Linked DNA regions of Homo sapiens: region 1 is linked to region 2. Evidence: chromatin loops called from intact Hi-C (ENCODE). Cell type or tissue: IMR-90. All regions are shown on one strand.

Region 1 (8,000 bases), 270 kb after region 2:
CCTGAGACTCTATTGTCACTGTTGTTTTTGGTTTTAGGAGTGTCCAATCCAGCTCATGTCTTTTTGTAACCCCGTATACAGCCCTTGTAATCAATAAAATATTTGCACAAGATATCTAGATAGATTTGGATGGTAGTATCCTGATATTACAGGCACAGATCCAATAACAGAATAATTTAGGGTTCTGGGTAGAGGGAATGGAGGTAAAGTCATCATGATGTGCAGAAGCTCCTGTTTGTTGCCAACACCAACCAAGGTGCATTGAAACTCAAAGATCTGCTACAGTACTTGTTTCTCCCTGTGACCACCCATGTGAGGCCAGGAGCTGGGAAGAAATACTCATGTGAAGTCAGAGTCAATACAAATGGCTACTGCTGTCTTTTGTCCCATCCATCACATCCCCCTCTAATAGTTCTAAGACTGAGCACTCGTGGAGAGCTCTTCTCCACTTACTGCTCCGGATTCTGAACTAGGACTTGCTAACATTCTCGTATATGACATCACTGATGCAGAACTGCTGCTTCTTCTTCATCCACATCAGTTGCACACACTGATGGATAAAAATGTACTGCTCCTGGAACAAAAGACAAAAACAGGTTTCAGAGCAGACATGTGCAAAGATATAATATTTTATACTATGACAATTTTAATGATCAAGATCTGGTGTTAAAGGAAACCATTTTCATTATTTACAGAGACACAGTTTTATAACTAGAAAATCCAAGAGAATCAACTGTACAAGTATTTTGATTAATAACAGAGCTTAGAACATCATGGCTTTTTTAAAAAAACAGTGGAATTTTTTTCCCCTAACTTTATTGCAGTATAATAAAAATTGTATATATTTAAGGTGTACAATGTGATGACTTGATATACATATATGTTATGAAATGATTACCACAATCAAGCTAGTTAACACATTCATCACCCCAGATTATATATATGTTTATATATATGTGTGTGTATATATACATATATATGTATGTATATATATTTGTGTGTGTGTGTGTGTGGTGAGAACACTTAAGATCTACTTTCCTAGCAAATTTCAAGTATACAATACGGTATTATGAACTATGTTCACCATGCTGTACATTAAATCATTATTAATGCTAAAGGAAATGAATATTCAATCAAATCATGGGGCTATTTTGAAAAAAAAAGGATATCCCATTATCATACACCAAAGCAAATTCCAGGTAATTTAATAAATTGTCTTTAAAAATACAGAGGAAAATATTGGTTAATTTCTCTCTGATTCCTTTAGGAAAGGAATTTCTAAAATTAAGAGCAGTAGAATACATTACAAATAAAAATCTCAATCTACTGTATATTTTAAAAAGTTAAAAAGAATAAAACACAGGGTAAACCACAAACTGGAAAAGAAAAATATTTTCTAGAATTATGACAGAATATTGATGCCTTTATTTTTGTGATAAAGTCATTCAAATCAGTAACATATACAAATAGACAAATAAGTAAAGGACATCAACCACTAGGCCAAATATTCCCTGGAAGTTAGAAACTATGTCTTTTTATTCCTAATGCTTAGCACTTAGCTGTGTTTATTAAATGATTTTTGAAGTAAACTGAGGAAATATTAAAATATGCCAACAATAGTCAAGTAATACAAAGTACATTGAAATAATTATTTTCTATCTATGTAGTGGACAAAGCTAGAAGGAAAAGAATAATATTTAATGATGACAAGTTTGTTGAGGCAGTCCATTTTACCTATTGTTTGTGGAGGTAGAATTAATAAAGTGCTAATAAATGGTGTGGACACAGATAATAGTAAAAAGTGGAAAATAATCCAATTTAATGTTCTATAAAAAGGAGATTGGTTTAAGTATGCAATAGTGTATCTTTAATGAAACATTAGTCTGTCCTTAAAATGAGATTTATAGAGTTGTAGGTAATTTTTGATACTATACAGGCTACATAGTAAAATCCTAAATGAGAAACTACAATGTAAATAGAATGTAAAGTAACACACATATATACATACATATAATATGAGCACAATCATGTAAAAGTTATACTTGAATGAAAGCCAAAATGAAATCACCAAAATATATCTTTCTGCCAAGAAGTAAGGGTAATTTCACAGTGTTCCTCCTTTTTCTTTGTTTCCCAGAGTTTCTCTATAAGTAATAGCACTAGAAATAACATTTAAATGAGATCCGGTCAAAATATTCATAGGATTTTAAGAAGCTTCCTGTGTAACAACTTCATACAAAAAACAAAATTAATATTTCGAACATCACTGGATTGATGCCTCAGCCTAACCTGTATTTTTCAACACGGTTTGGAGAAAATATATTCCCTTTTGTGGTGATGGTATCCTATCAGTGGCTGAGCTACCCCTTGTGGTCATCACACATGGACACCTAATCCATTGCTTCTGGTGTTATGTCAACACAGGGAATAGATAAGACCAGAGATTGCCTGGACATTCAATCTGCATCTGCTTAGTGGCTACATTTTGTATCAAAACAAAAAACAACCAAACAACAAGACCACAAGAAAAGTAAATAAAGACTATTTATGGAGGGACTTGTCCTTGAAAGTCCCGAAATTCAAACTGCAGATCAAGAGGATGGGCTGCTCAAAGCAAAGCCCCAACTGACCTCCAGGGAAGGATATTAGAGGAAAACCAAACAAAATATTCGATAAAAATAGAAGAGAGGAGAACATCATTCATAAGTAGCACTTCACAGTTTCAAATCACTTATCTAGGTTATATTATTTCCCATCATGTCTGCTTTACAAAAATTAGTGAAAGTTATCATTCATATTTTACAGAAGAGAAATGGGAGCCTTGAGAGGTGACATGACTTGTGCAGCAGTAAAGTGGAGATTCAGGCTCCCCTCAGGGTCTGGCATTCTTTCTAAATACGCCTCTACTTGCGTGAAGAAGTCTATGAAGTGTGTCTGGTCAGGTGAGGAAGAGGAAGAGGGCAGGTCACAGTGCAGTCCAGGCAGCATGTTGCACCTGGAGACATGGCTCATCCTATCAGCTACTTCTGCAATTTTTTGGGTGAGGTGGAATGGTGGGGTCAAGGCAATGTAGAGAAGGCTGGAAAATTAGATACCAGTGATGGGAGGAAATATGGTCTATGTGGGTTGATTATATACATAAAAACAGAGCTCAAGTGGAGAACCATTTCATTCTCTTGAAAATCATTAGCGTCAAAGGAGTACTCTAGGATGATACATGTGAAAAGAATAACCTTTTTTTACTTTGTTCTTTCCTTGTTAACTTTTGTGACCTGGCAGCAGAATTTGAATGTGAATGGGCTTAAGGAGAATCTTAGGCAGATCAATCTGTATTCAAAATACGGGATGAACCATGGTAAGCAGAGGAACAAGGAAAAAATAAAGGTAAATGAAGAAGATGTTCTAGACATAAGTTAAAAAAAAAGACACAGATAAATAACTGGAACTGGAAAACATCCACCAGGAAGTCCTGCGGGAATCAAGGGTCAAGCTAGAAAAGTTGGAAAAAGTAAGTAACCCGGGGAACCTCTGCCCCCTTTGCTGACTTTGAACTCCCCATGAGAGTTCAGGGAAGGGATACTGCACTTTATTTTTTATTTAATTATTTCATAATTAATTTTAATTAATTATTTTATGGGGTTTTTTTTTTGAGACGGAGTCTTGCTCTGTCACCAGACTGGGGTGCAGTGGCACGATCTTGGCTCACTGCAAGCTCTGCCTCCCAGGTTCCAGCGATTCTCCTGCCTCAGCCTCCCGAGTAGCTGGGACTACAGGCGTGTGCCACCACGCCCAGCTAATTTTTGTATTTTTAGTAGAGAAGGGGTTTCACTATGTTGGCCAGGATGGGGATACTGTACTTTAAAAAGGCTGTGTCCGCGGAGATATCAACATAAAATGCTGGCATAAACAAATAAAACAACCAAAATTTAGGGTAAAACATTTAGGGAGAAAACAAAACGTTTTCTTGGCTTTGCAGAAAGCGACATGGTGGCTGCTTGATAACCACCCAAAGAAAGATAATGACCCTAAAAATGGGATGGAGGATGTGTCATGTGAAAGAGATTAAGAATCTGTAGTTGGAGAAAAGTCAAAAGCAAACAGGCCATAATTAAAATCTACTAAGTTTTTTTTGTTTTTTTTGAGATGGAGTCTCACTCTGTCGCCCAGGCTGGAGTGCAGTGGCACCATGTCAGCTCATTGCAACCTCCGTCTCCTGGGTTCAAGCAACTCTCTTGCCTCAGCCTCCCGAGTAGCTGGGATTACAGGTGCCCATCACCAGGCCAGGCTAATTTTTTAATATTTTTAGTAGAAACGGGGTTTCACCATGTTGGCCAGGCTGGTCTCCAACTTCTGACCTCAGGTGATCCGCACGCCTCAGCCTCCTAAAGTGCTGGGATTACAGCTGTGAGCCACTACGCCAGGCCCCAAAATCTATGAAGTTGTAAAAGGTATGAATTAAGTAAATTGAGGAGACAATTCATTAAATGCAAAATACTTAAAATAAGGTGTGGCTCTTTGAAGCTTGGTGATTCATATACATAACGTGGATTTTTAATCACATATCAAGGTGCAAATTTATGGAAGTAAAAGCCAAAAATATGGACCGATTAATAAAGCACTGTTTACTCACCAGACAGTGGACTCCTCTGGGAAACCAGACATTTTAAACTTATGATTAAAAAGTGATACTGATGTCCCCACCACACTAAATTACTAGGCAGCATGATTGAAACCAAGTGAGGAAACCAATTGGACTTGCTTCCTAATTATCAATGAGAGGTCTGAATATTAACGAGGATAACTCTTTCCCAAGTGGTATGATCCTGCTGTAGTTCAGAAATGAATGTATTGAAACAGCCTTGCCAAAAATTGGTCAGACAAGAATGGGGAGGTAGGAGGAAAGAAAAGTAAAAGGAGTGGGAAAGCAGAAACAGCTGAGACGGCCGCCATTACTCTAGGCTTTTGAAGTGATACTGACATCTAGTGGTGCTGGGTAGGAAAAGCATGAGGAAGACCAAAGCATTTTAAAAATACCCTGATTACAGGTCGGGCCAGGTTGTGTTCTACCCAAGCGCTCCACCCACACATACTCTTTGAGAAAAAGGATTATTGTAAGACCGAAGCTAAGAAGTCGCGAGTATGGCTGGGTGATGAGGCTTATGAACAAGCTGTTGTACTTGGGTTTTTGCGCCCACAAGGGTACACACCCACGGCTGCTCTGAGGCAGGCGGTGCTGTCTGCCGGCGTTGCCTTGGGTTGTCGCTCCAGACTAAGTGCATCCTCAGGCTTTCAGGGAGGGAGGACTCGGGAGAAGAGGAGGAAGACGGAGCACGTAACACTGTTGGATATTTCAGGGGATGCTTCCATGTTGTTAAAATAATAAATCTTCATCATTGAGATGAAGGGAACTGGCAATGCTGGTAGGTTGGGGACTGGGAATCTTTAAAATCATAAAAGGGACAGAAAGCTCAAATCCAACTTCTAATCATCATCAAAAGTGAATTGGGATAGAGTCACACGGAGGATAAACTAATGACAAATGTATTGAATCAAATCCAACATTTCAAATATAAATCAAATTTCACCAGTTCAACAGTCTCTATTTGGTGGCATTTACCCAGGATGGCTGTTATCTGCAATTGACTCTGAGTCTGTTCAAAGAGGTTTTACTCTTACGAATCTACCCATGCACTCTGAATTATGATGCCAATAAAAGTATAATCACTATATGTCGAATGGATTTCTGGAGGCTAGTGTCTATTTCTTTTATGCCTCAAAGCAGTTTGAACATATACAATAAGAAAATGGGAAAGAAAGATACAAAGAAGTTTGAGAGAATTGTTTTGAAGCATATCATTGAATAATGGTAAGTTTTTCAGTCCAGGGAAAATTTAAAAATACATATAGATTATGTTCCTACCTCTGTCTGTACCATAGACATCCGGTATGACCTCATTTCTGACACCAGCCCTAAGATGTCAACAAACTCATGATCCCGAATGTGCTGCAAGAGCCTGTCCAGGGCAATGAATGTTCCTGTCCGTCCCACGCCAGCACTGCAAAAGAATGTTCCGATGGCATATTATTCAGATGGTGCTTCTTTTTTTTCTCCCCCCTCTTTTTTTTTTTTTCTTTGAGATGGAGTCTTGCTCTGTTGCCCAGGCTGGAGTGCAATGGCATGATCTCGGCTCACTGCAACCTCTGCCTCTCGGCTTCAAGTGATTCTCCTGCCTCACCCTCCTGAGTAGCTGGGATTACAGGTATGTGCCACCATTCCTGGCTAATTTTTGTATTTTTAGTAGAGATGGAGTTTTGCCATGTTGGCCAGGCTGGTCTTGAACTTCTGACCTCAGGTGATCTTCCCACCTCGGCCTCCTGAAGTGCTGGGATTAGAGGCGTGAGCCACCTCGGCCAGCCCAGATGGTGCTACTTTACTGTTGAAATAAAACTGATGATTTCTAAAAAACTACAAATAGTACCCTTGTGGAAAAACGCAGACTAAGCTCCTGACAATATTTTCCACTTAACTGATTTTTAAGTATGGAGTTGTGGTTGGTGTTCCTTCTAATGTCACATTTCTGACTATCATGGCTACGTTCCTGAGAGACATTTGCACTGCATTGGCCACACCCTTTATCGGGGTCTCTGCTTCTGCAGAAAAGTAGGGATTCCATGTTGAGTACTCTCGGGAACTGATTTCTGAATTCAGAGAGCTGATACACATAAACAATACCCTGTCTTTTGAACAGCATCAGAGTTAAGCCCTCAGATCAGCTCAAAACTCCAGTTGAGATGTCCATACCCTAACTCTAGGTCTGGGACCACAGAGATTTGTGTATCTTCAACCCTAAGTTCAGTTCACCACCCCAGACCTGCCTTACAGCATGCCTGCCATTTTAGTGGGTCCTGGGCCTGCTTCCATCTCACAGGGACCTTTGAGATAGTTGCCTTAAAATCAAATGAAAAATTTGGACCCAGTCTCAGCCAGTCCCCCAATCCCAATGCTCGGGGCACAGATGGAAGTGGACTGACATGCGCTGACCAACTGCCCATCACAGTCCCTAGTTCTATGTGTTGAAGTCAGCCCTTTTTTCCCTCTAATCCTCAATAAAGAGTCAAATGGCTCTTAGCTTTGAATCACTGTGAAATGATGGGAAAAGAGAAAGTTCAAGCAAATTTATATGGAAAGTTTGCTAGAAAAATCCCACTCTATAAACCTTGAGTTTAAGGGTTGCTTTTTCTACTAGACAACTCTTCCCTCCCAGGATTTCTCAGATAAAATGATCTGCCATTGGGTGAGCACCTGTAAAGTCATATCCAGAACTGCACTTACTATCTTCCATGAAAGGAATCTGTGAGTTTGACCCCAGAGTTGAAGAGCTTCATTTTCTGTTCTTGAAAAGAACCATTTTGAGAACAGATAATCTTACCTGCTAAAGCACATCTTTTAACCTGTGAATGCCTACAGTGGATTGACAGCAACAATATCTGCCCTAAACAGAAACTTAGTAGCTTATGAAGCATTTTCCTTTCCAGGGAGACACACACTCCACACAAACACACATGAATGCACACATATACTTCCTCATTCTAGTCATTCTAATTCACAAGGGCCAAGGCAGTAGGTCTGGGATTGTAGATTTATTTGCTTAGGTTGGCATGGCTGCCAATGCTTCCCTTCACATCTTCATCCCACTGCCACCTCTCACTTGCCATTGGAGCACGTTTATGTCCCCTGTTCTTTTGAGGTTGCATAAGGATTTTACAGCAATATTGTATCACAGAGATAGATTTTGATGGAGCTCTGTTCATACAGTAGGAAGAACAAATTAAATTTAATGATAACTTTTCCTGTTGGGAATTAGTGTGGACCTTGATTTTTTTATATCCTATATCCTTTTTCATTCTACTGTCTGACAATTTAAGAGACAATCCCGAAGAGGAATCATAGCAAATATGTTTATCTTCCTAAGCTGAATATTTTCATTTTTCTTTTCCTT
Region 2 (8,000 bases):
ACAACCCAGATACTGGAATTAGCAGACAAGACTACTTAAAATAGTTATTACAGCTCTGCTTATAAACATAAAATATGCTCATGAATGAACAAAAACAAAATCTTCAGCAATGCAACAGAAATTATTAAAAGGAACCAAATGGAAATTATAAAACTGAAAAAATACAATAGCTGAATTAAAAACTCACTGGATGTGTCTGTTGAGTCTTCTGAGAAACAAACACCAAGAAGGAATTAGAAACACAAGAAACAGATGCAATGGGCAAAAGACCTGTGAATGATGAGGAGGAAGGGTGGGCAGGATTAAGCAGGGAGAACTTAAGGCCACAATACTGGTCTGACATTTGTGAGAGGAGAGAGGGAAAGATGGAGGACTGGGTAGAATGAGACCAGGACTGCAATGCAAATCTGAACAAGTCTTGTCCAGGGAACTACCTTGCACACTTCACTTCTGCTCACATTTCATTGTTGACAATGCACAAAGAGAAAAATTTCAGCAGAACAATTTCTAAATACGTAAATACATGGCCATACATGTAGACACAAAAAGGGCTAGAAAATATAGTTTAGCTGTGCATCTGTGTGCTCAGGAAGATAAGGAGAGTAAGTTTGAAAGGCTCAGGCACAGTTACCACAGTTACCTATTTTCACCTGCTTTTCTCTTTTTAAGTTACACCTTTTCCACTGCACTCCATCTGCTTTTTCCATTCTGTTGACTCTGTTTTGAGTCAGTTGTCTCTCAGTGCTTCAAATGTAGTTTTCACATAGAATAATTTTTTTAAACTCTGGTTTCTCTACTTAACTCTGTCAGCTACTATTGCATCTCCAGGTGTATTCACATAATTTTTTTTACAATTTTAATTTAATTTAAAAAACATTTAAATTTTTTTGTCTCATAATTTCCCCTTTTTTTTGAGTGTAGGAATATTTTTGCATAAACATTTCACTGTTTTTTTTCAGTAGTTCTTTATGTCTCTTACATTTATGTTTCTATTACTTACCTTTAAATGGTGAGAGTTCTATTGAGTTAGTCTGTTATTTGTGCAAGAACAGTATAAGTGTATTCTTTTTATTTTCCTCCCTCTTCTATTGCCCTTTGTTTTGGCTATATCCCTAGAACTTTAACTAGAGGAATGAATATCAAATTATTATTTTGGTGTGAAATTAGCAGCATATGGGGTGGGAGATCCCAAGTTATATGCCAAGTGAAGAGAACACAGAGATCTACCATGGATACTTTAGGTATTGCTTCTACCTGAACGTTTTAGACAAAAGTCAGTTGTCATGGTTTTGTGGATGGAGATATAGTTTGGTAGGCTAACTCCATCTTCCACCACGATCACCCACACTTTTCTGAGAGGAAATAGTACATTATCAGAATTAATCCATTTGAGGCTGGCAACATTTTCTCAAATGATTCACACAGAGTAATTTCAAACTAAACTGATGGTTCCAGTCATATGGACATGTTCAGGAAAAAGCCAGAAGATTCGTTTTCAGGAATTCCAGCATTATTATTTTCTAAGGAATGGGGTCAAAGCCACATTAATAGGAAAATTATAACCCCCTCATATGATGCTAGATTGTGTTGTCTTGGAAAGAAAATTAAGACTCATGATGGTGAGTTGCCCTTTTCCTTAGATAAATCAGGTAGAAAATGGCAGCAGCCTTCACTGATTAAGAGACCAATCTGGAATCAGAGCCCTCACTACCTTTACCCCACTTACAACACCAGAACCCACAGTATTCCCTTGCCAAACTCCTGTGTTTCTCTGGCAATATGCAGACCAAGGAAAACTGAAGAAAATACGTGGGGACCCTAGATGGTGGAGGATTGCATAGGGTCTGCAGGAGGAAGGTCAGGATTTGAACAGATAGAGTTCAGAAACAAGGGACAACTATATGAAAGCCTAAATCCGAGGACTTTCCGTGCTTCTTCTCTCTCTTGTGTGGTATAAGAAAAAGAATGAGATAAAGTCGTCACAACTCCTGGGTTCTTGTATTTTGCAATCACTGGGAATGCTTACTTAACTTTTCTATAAAAATAACTGCTTAAATTGCCACTATAGTTCAATGTTTATTTAGTCTGGAAACATGGAGTGGTGGTCCTTAGAAAGGCTGCCAGGCCAAATTAGTGCTGAGAGGGCACGTTTTATTCATAGTGGCCCTCCAGGGTCTAATCAGGAGACAGAAAATATACCAGTTATTTGAATAGAAACAGCTTAATATAAACAATAGTTATATAGCTATGAAGGTGTTAACTATGAAATGGTAAAAAGAGAACTCTAACAAATCATGGAAAAAGCAACTTCAGGAAGCAAGTATCACACTCAAGCCTGAGGGATCAAAGAGAGCAAGGAGAAAAACTTGAAACAGAAAAGGGCACTGTGGTCCTGAAACCCCAGCCTCCCAGGAGCAGACACCAGCTAGTTGATACTGGTGTCAGTGGTGGCGGTTGAAGTGGCTGGTGGTGGTCCTGAGGCTGGTTCTGCAAGTGGTGAAAAAGTGCAACCTGGATTCTGCTGCTGCTACAGAAAAAAATGCTACAGGAGTTAAAAAAAAAAAAAACGACCAAAAAACACAACAAACAAACAACAACAACAACAACAACAAAAACTGCAGCAGGAATAGTTTTTAATAGAACCACAAGCAGATGGGAAGCCATAAAGCAGCAAACAGGAAAAAGCTGTCCCTCCTTCCTCTCCAGCTTTGCAGTCCTCCTCTCGAGCCCCCTGCTGGAAGACCCTACCACAGAACAGCCTGGGGAAGCAAAAATGAAGTTTGGTAGAGTTCTCACCACACCATCACAAAGAGAGTAGGGTGGAGCTAACAGACAATATCTGGCACAAGGATTTAAAACAGGGCAACAGAAAATATGTCTAAAAGTGTTTGTGCCATTGATGATGCATCTAAAGGAAAATGGTAGCTTCTTAATGAACACACGTTCCTTGCCTCCCAAACACTTAGCTAATCAGCTCTCTTTCCTGTCAACGCCGCCATTTACCAAGGCACTATTAGAGAATAATCCTTGAATCTTTTATTTTTTCATACCTTGTGCTCAATTAATTAGCAACTTGTGTCAGTTCTGCCACTTAACTTGTACACGTTCAGTCACTAACCCAATTTAAGCACACATCATTTTTCACATAGTCTAAAGCAACACCCTTCTAAATGGTATTTCTGTCTCTAGTTTCATCTCCCTTTAGTGAATCTCAACCCTAGCAGCATAATAGTATCATCTGAGAAACTTTTAAAGTATCTCATTTCCAAGGACCCTGATTTAATTTGTTTGGACTGAGGTCTAGGGATTAGCACTTTTAAAGCTCCTTGGGCAGTTCTAAAGTGCAGCCAGCTTTGACAGCTATTATTTTAGTCTATCCTCCCCATTAGTGTCAAATCATTTTATTATTTTTTTGTGGTGTGCAAATCCAGTAACCTTGGTTCATTACCCAGAATTCCTCAATAATTATCCATATAAACATACAATGTAGATAAATGACAAGCCCGTGGTTCTTCTTGGTCAGTGTTCCACATACCTCTCCAACGCCTGTTAATTCTCCTCCCAGCCACTCTCACTGAACTGGAAGTTTCCAACTTCATTTTCCAACAGCATTGAGCTACTTGCAATTTCCTGAACAAAGGATACTGTCACCTATTCATGCATATGCATATTTTATTCTCTCCCAGGAAAAGAACCTCTCTCAAATGACAGCAAACTTGAAACATAGTTTAAAAAAAAAACATAATGTACTGGTAATGTTTTTAAAGCACTGTTCAAAACTAAATACTTCTTATGATATCAATTATATGAAAAGAATGTGAATACATAGAAAAAAAGTTGCAGGAAATTTATTAAAATGTTCATTGTGGGGCCGGGCACGGTGGCTCATGCCTGTAATCCCAGCACTTTGGGAGGCCAAGGTCAAGAGATCGACTAACTGGCTAACACGGTAAAAACCTGTCTCTACTAAAAATACAAAAATTAGCTGGGCGTGGTGGTGCACACCTGTAGTCCAAGCTACTTGGGAGGCTGAAGCAGGAGAATCACTTGAACCCGGGAGGCGGAGGTTGCAGTGAGTCAAGATCGTGCCACTGCACTCCAGCTTGGGTGACACAGCGAGACTCCATCTCAAAAAAAAAATGTTCATTTTGATTGTCTCTAGGTGGTGGAGTTATAGATTTTGTTTCCTTCTCTATACTTTTCTGTAGTTTAGAAATACATGATATATAAAAATGTATATTTTCCACAATGTTATATATTACACTTCTAAAGAGAAAGAATATGTAACATTGAGAAAAATCATTTACATATTTAAAAAACCACCACATGTACCTCTATATCTTATTTGATACTTGAATTAAGATAGAAGTGTTTGGTTAATAAAATAGGATAGTGGGCTTAGGCAGGAGGATGGCCTCAGGCCAGGAGTTCGATATCAGCCCAGGCAACAGTGAGATCCAGTCTCCATAGAAATTAAAAAAAAAATAGCCGGGCGTTGTGGCACTCACCTGTAGTCCTAGCTAGTTGGGAGGCTGAGATGGGAGGCCGAGGTGGAAAGAAAGACAACTTGGCCTGGGAAGTCGAGGCTGCAGTGAGATGTGCTCGCTCCACTGTATTCCAGCATGGGTGACAGAACGAAATCCTGCCTCTAAGATACAAAAAAAAAAAAAAAAGTTAGCAGGGAATACTAACATACTAACATTTATTTGCTTAAACAAGTTTTTTATACCTGTCCTACACAAAAATGCACTTTTCCTTCAGCCACCAGATGGCAATCTCTTCCCATGTATTGTTCCATTTACAACTTGCTGAAGCACCCTTTCAGGGATTGTGCATAATTTACATAAATATTTTTAATTTTCAACTAGCAAATTAAAATATTTATATTTAGAGCATATTTTAATACACATTAAGAAAATTATGAGTTTTAATTATTTAAAAATCAATTTTCTTATAAACACCTCATGTAGTATCATCTCAAGCAATTCTATCCCACAGGAATTATTCAGTCTAACTGGTGTTGTTGAAGGAAAAGCAAACTGCCATCCTCCTTCCATGTATGCCAACTAACTCCACATTGGCAGAGACCTAAGAATTGGCATTCGTAGTGGGGGAAGGGAGTCAAATTGAACCAAGCTTCCCAAGCTCAGAGCCTGGTAGGAGAGGGATATTCCTGTGGGGAATGTCCTGGTGGCACATATTCTAAATGATTCTAAAATCTTGCCTGCAATAATGTATTCAGGAATATTAATGAATATTCCTAAGAGTTTAGAGGATAATGGCTCTTCCAGCAATATTTTTCTTAAATGGCCATTTTGCACCACTGTTTTTATTTAGGGTATTAGAGGCATCAAAGAAATCTCAAATTCTCTCCAGAGTTTTCTTTTTCTCTATTCCTTTCTTTCCAAAGTCTGATTGCTTGTCAAACATGATTCTTCTTTAAGTTTCACTTTTGTTGGGTGATGACACATCTGCCTGGCATTACATTTCCAATTTATAATAAACAGTACTCAGGGAATTGGTAAATTTGGTAAACTCAGAGCTGTTTTTCTGCTGGATCAGCCAAGGCTTTTGCTTTTGAACACGTGAGGTGCATTTCTAATGTCTAAATTTTAGGCCTGAACATTACATTCAAGAGTGATTACTACACATTAGAGAAGACTATATAAGCATGTAGTAATTTTTCATAATTTTTTTCTGATTACAAAATACATTATCTTTTTAAATTTTTTGCAGTACTCTAAAAGCTCAAGGAAGAAAAGTTGAAATCATTCATAATTTCCCAACCCAGCAAAAGTGTCTGATAAGTGGCTATAAAATTGATTATAAGGATTTGTGTCTAAAAACATCAGTACCTCTGCATTCCCATCATTTTCCATTGTGAAACTTTAATATTTGGAGTTCTGTTACAATTGTGAGTGATTTTAAAGGTAGTAACAGAAAATTCACTGGTTTGGTCTTTAAACTAGATGTCAACCTATATTTTAAAACAAACCAATTTTATTCACATTTTTTGTGTATGTTTGTTTAGGGTTAAACATTTTTCTTAACTTATGTTAGTTAATACCTAGGGCTACAAATAAACTCTGTATCATGAACATGCAGCTATTTGACTGATTGATCTTCCTTAAGATAACAGAAACTCTGAATGCTATTCTTGCTATTCCACACATTTCTGTGAGACCTCAGCAAGTTAATTATCTTCTTTGTGTGCTTAATCCTCTTAGAGCACAGCCCTCATCACTTCTGTATGCTATGCCATTCTATGAGGATGAATGTTTCTCTTTATCCTCTGTATATAGAAATGGATAAAATAGAATTAAATACAAGAACAAGAAGCCTAAGTGTTTGTATCAAGCTAAGAAACATGGGTTCGATATCTGGACAATTCAATGTCTGCTTCAGTCTTTTTGTAGGTTTTAGAGCACAATTTTAATTTGAAAATAAGATTGGAAGTCAATATTCAAATGGTTTTCTTTTTAATTATTTTCCTAATCTATTCAAGCAAACTAACAAACATCAAAATAATACCATCTCTGCCATTAATTGCTACTTGGTGTGAGAATAACATGAATTTCAAAGTAACAAATGAAACTACAGATTTCTTTTCAGAACATTTCATATTAATTCATTAAAAGAACATTTGTGGAACACTGACACAGAGGAATAAGACGCAGTATTTACTTGGAGTCTAGTGAACGAATCAGAGAAATATGCAATTATACTGTACTGAAAAATTATTTATTGAGTGCTACTGTATTCAGGTAATGTTTTAGAGACTGCAGATAAAGCAGTGAACAAAACATACAAAAAAATTTCCACTTCCATGGAGTTTACATTTTAGAGAAGGCAGACAGACAGTAAATAAATAATCAAATAATATATATGGTGTGGCACACGGTGATGAAAGCTGCAGAGAAAAATAACAGGCTATAGGAAGTACCGTTGATAATGTCACATTTTAGCAAAGTCCTGAAGGAAATAAAGAAGGAAGCCATGTGGATATTTGCATGAAGAACATTTCAGGGGAAGATAAGAGCAAAGAGTCCAGCAAGGTTTGAGTGCCATAATCGACCTGGAGACTGGTAGGAGACGAAATGAGAAAGGCAAAGGGGACTAGATCATATAGGTCTTCGTGGGTGTTGTAAGGACTTTGGCTTTTACTTAAAGTGAGATTGTCAGAGGCACTCTCACCAGAGCTACTCCATCTTGAATAGGGGCTAGGTAAAATAGGGCTGAGACCTACTGGGCTGCATTCCCAGGAGGTTAAGGCATTCTTAGTCACAGGATGCAATAAGAGGTCAGCACAAGATACAGGTCATAAGGACCTTGCTGATAAAAACAGTTTGGAGAAAAGAAGCCAGCTAAAACCCACCAAAATCAAGATGGCGACAAAGTGACCTCTGGTCCCCATCATTTCTCATTATACACTAATTATAATGCATTAGCATACTAAAAGCCTCTCCTACCAGCACCATGACAGTTTACAAATGCCATGGCAACATCAGGAAGTTACCCTATATGGTCTAAAAAGGAGAGGAACCCTCAGTTGTGGGATCTGGGAATTGCCCTCCCCTTTCGCAGAAAACTCATGAATAATCCACCCCTTGTTTAGCATATAATCAAGAAATGACCATAAAAATGGGCAACCAGCAGCCCTCGGGGATGTTCTTCCTATGGAGTAGACATTTTTTATTCCCTTACTTTCTTAATAGATTTGCTTTCACTTTATGGACTCGCCCTGAATTCTTTCTTGCTAGAGATCCAAGAACTCTCTCTGCGGGTCTGGATTGGGACCCCTTTCTGGTAACAACATGAGAAGCCAACTAGAGAATTTTGAACAAAAGAGTGAGGTGATCTGACTTTAACATAGGAACCCAGATTAGGAGGATATTAATATTCCTGAGGAGAGAGGATAGAAATCCAGACCAGGGTGGTAGCAGTGGAGGTGTTAAGAGGTGGTCAGATTCTAGGTATGTTTTGAGAGAAAAGCTGACAAA

Evidence for each region. Peaks named below come from ENCODE experiments on the same cell type or tissue, not always from the same donor. Only the 100,000 strongest peaks of a DNase experiment are listed, where the experiment ranks them.
Region 1: it touches region 2 in a loop (14-fold over the local background); 110 of 110 quality-filtered maps call a loop at or near these places.

What each region holds. Positions count from the first base shown.
Region 1 is chr12:15,587,511-15,595,510 of GRCh38, reverse strand. It overlaps PTPRO (protein tyrosine phosphatase receptor type O), which reads right to left. Exons shown (of 27, transcript NM_030667.3): 25 at 5,921-6,056; 26 at 454-574. The coding sequence ends at 470. Among named protein-coding and RNA genes, the nearest start is that of EPS8, 200 kb to the left of the region's middle. RefSeq lists enhancers at 4,902-4,961, 5,242-5,291. In IMR-90, CTCF peaks have their summits at 2,382 (motif pointing left) and 4,979 (motif pointing left); a DNase peak (open chromatin) is centred at 4,940; H3K4me3 peaks cover 235 bases.
Region 2 is chr12:15,853,325-15,861,324 of GRCh38, reverse strand. The region is part of intron 2 of LOC102724146 (a long non-coding RNA gene); the gene reads left to right. Among named protein-coding and RNA genes, the nearest start is that of STRAP, 25 kb to the left of the region's middle. In IMR-90, a CTCF peak has its summit at 4,773 (motif pointing right); DNase peaks (open chromatin) are centred at 4,784 and 5,504; H3K27ac peaks cover 393 bases.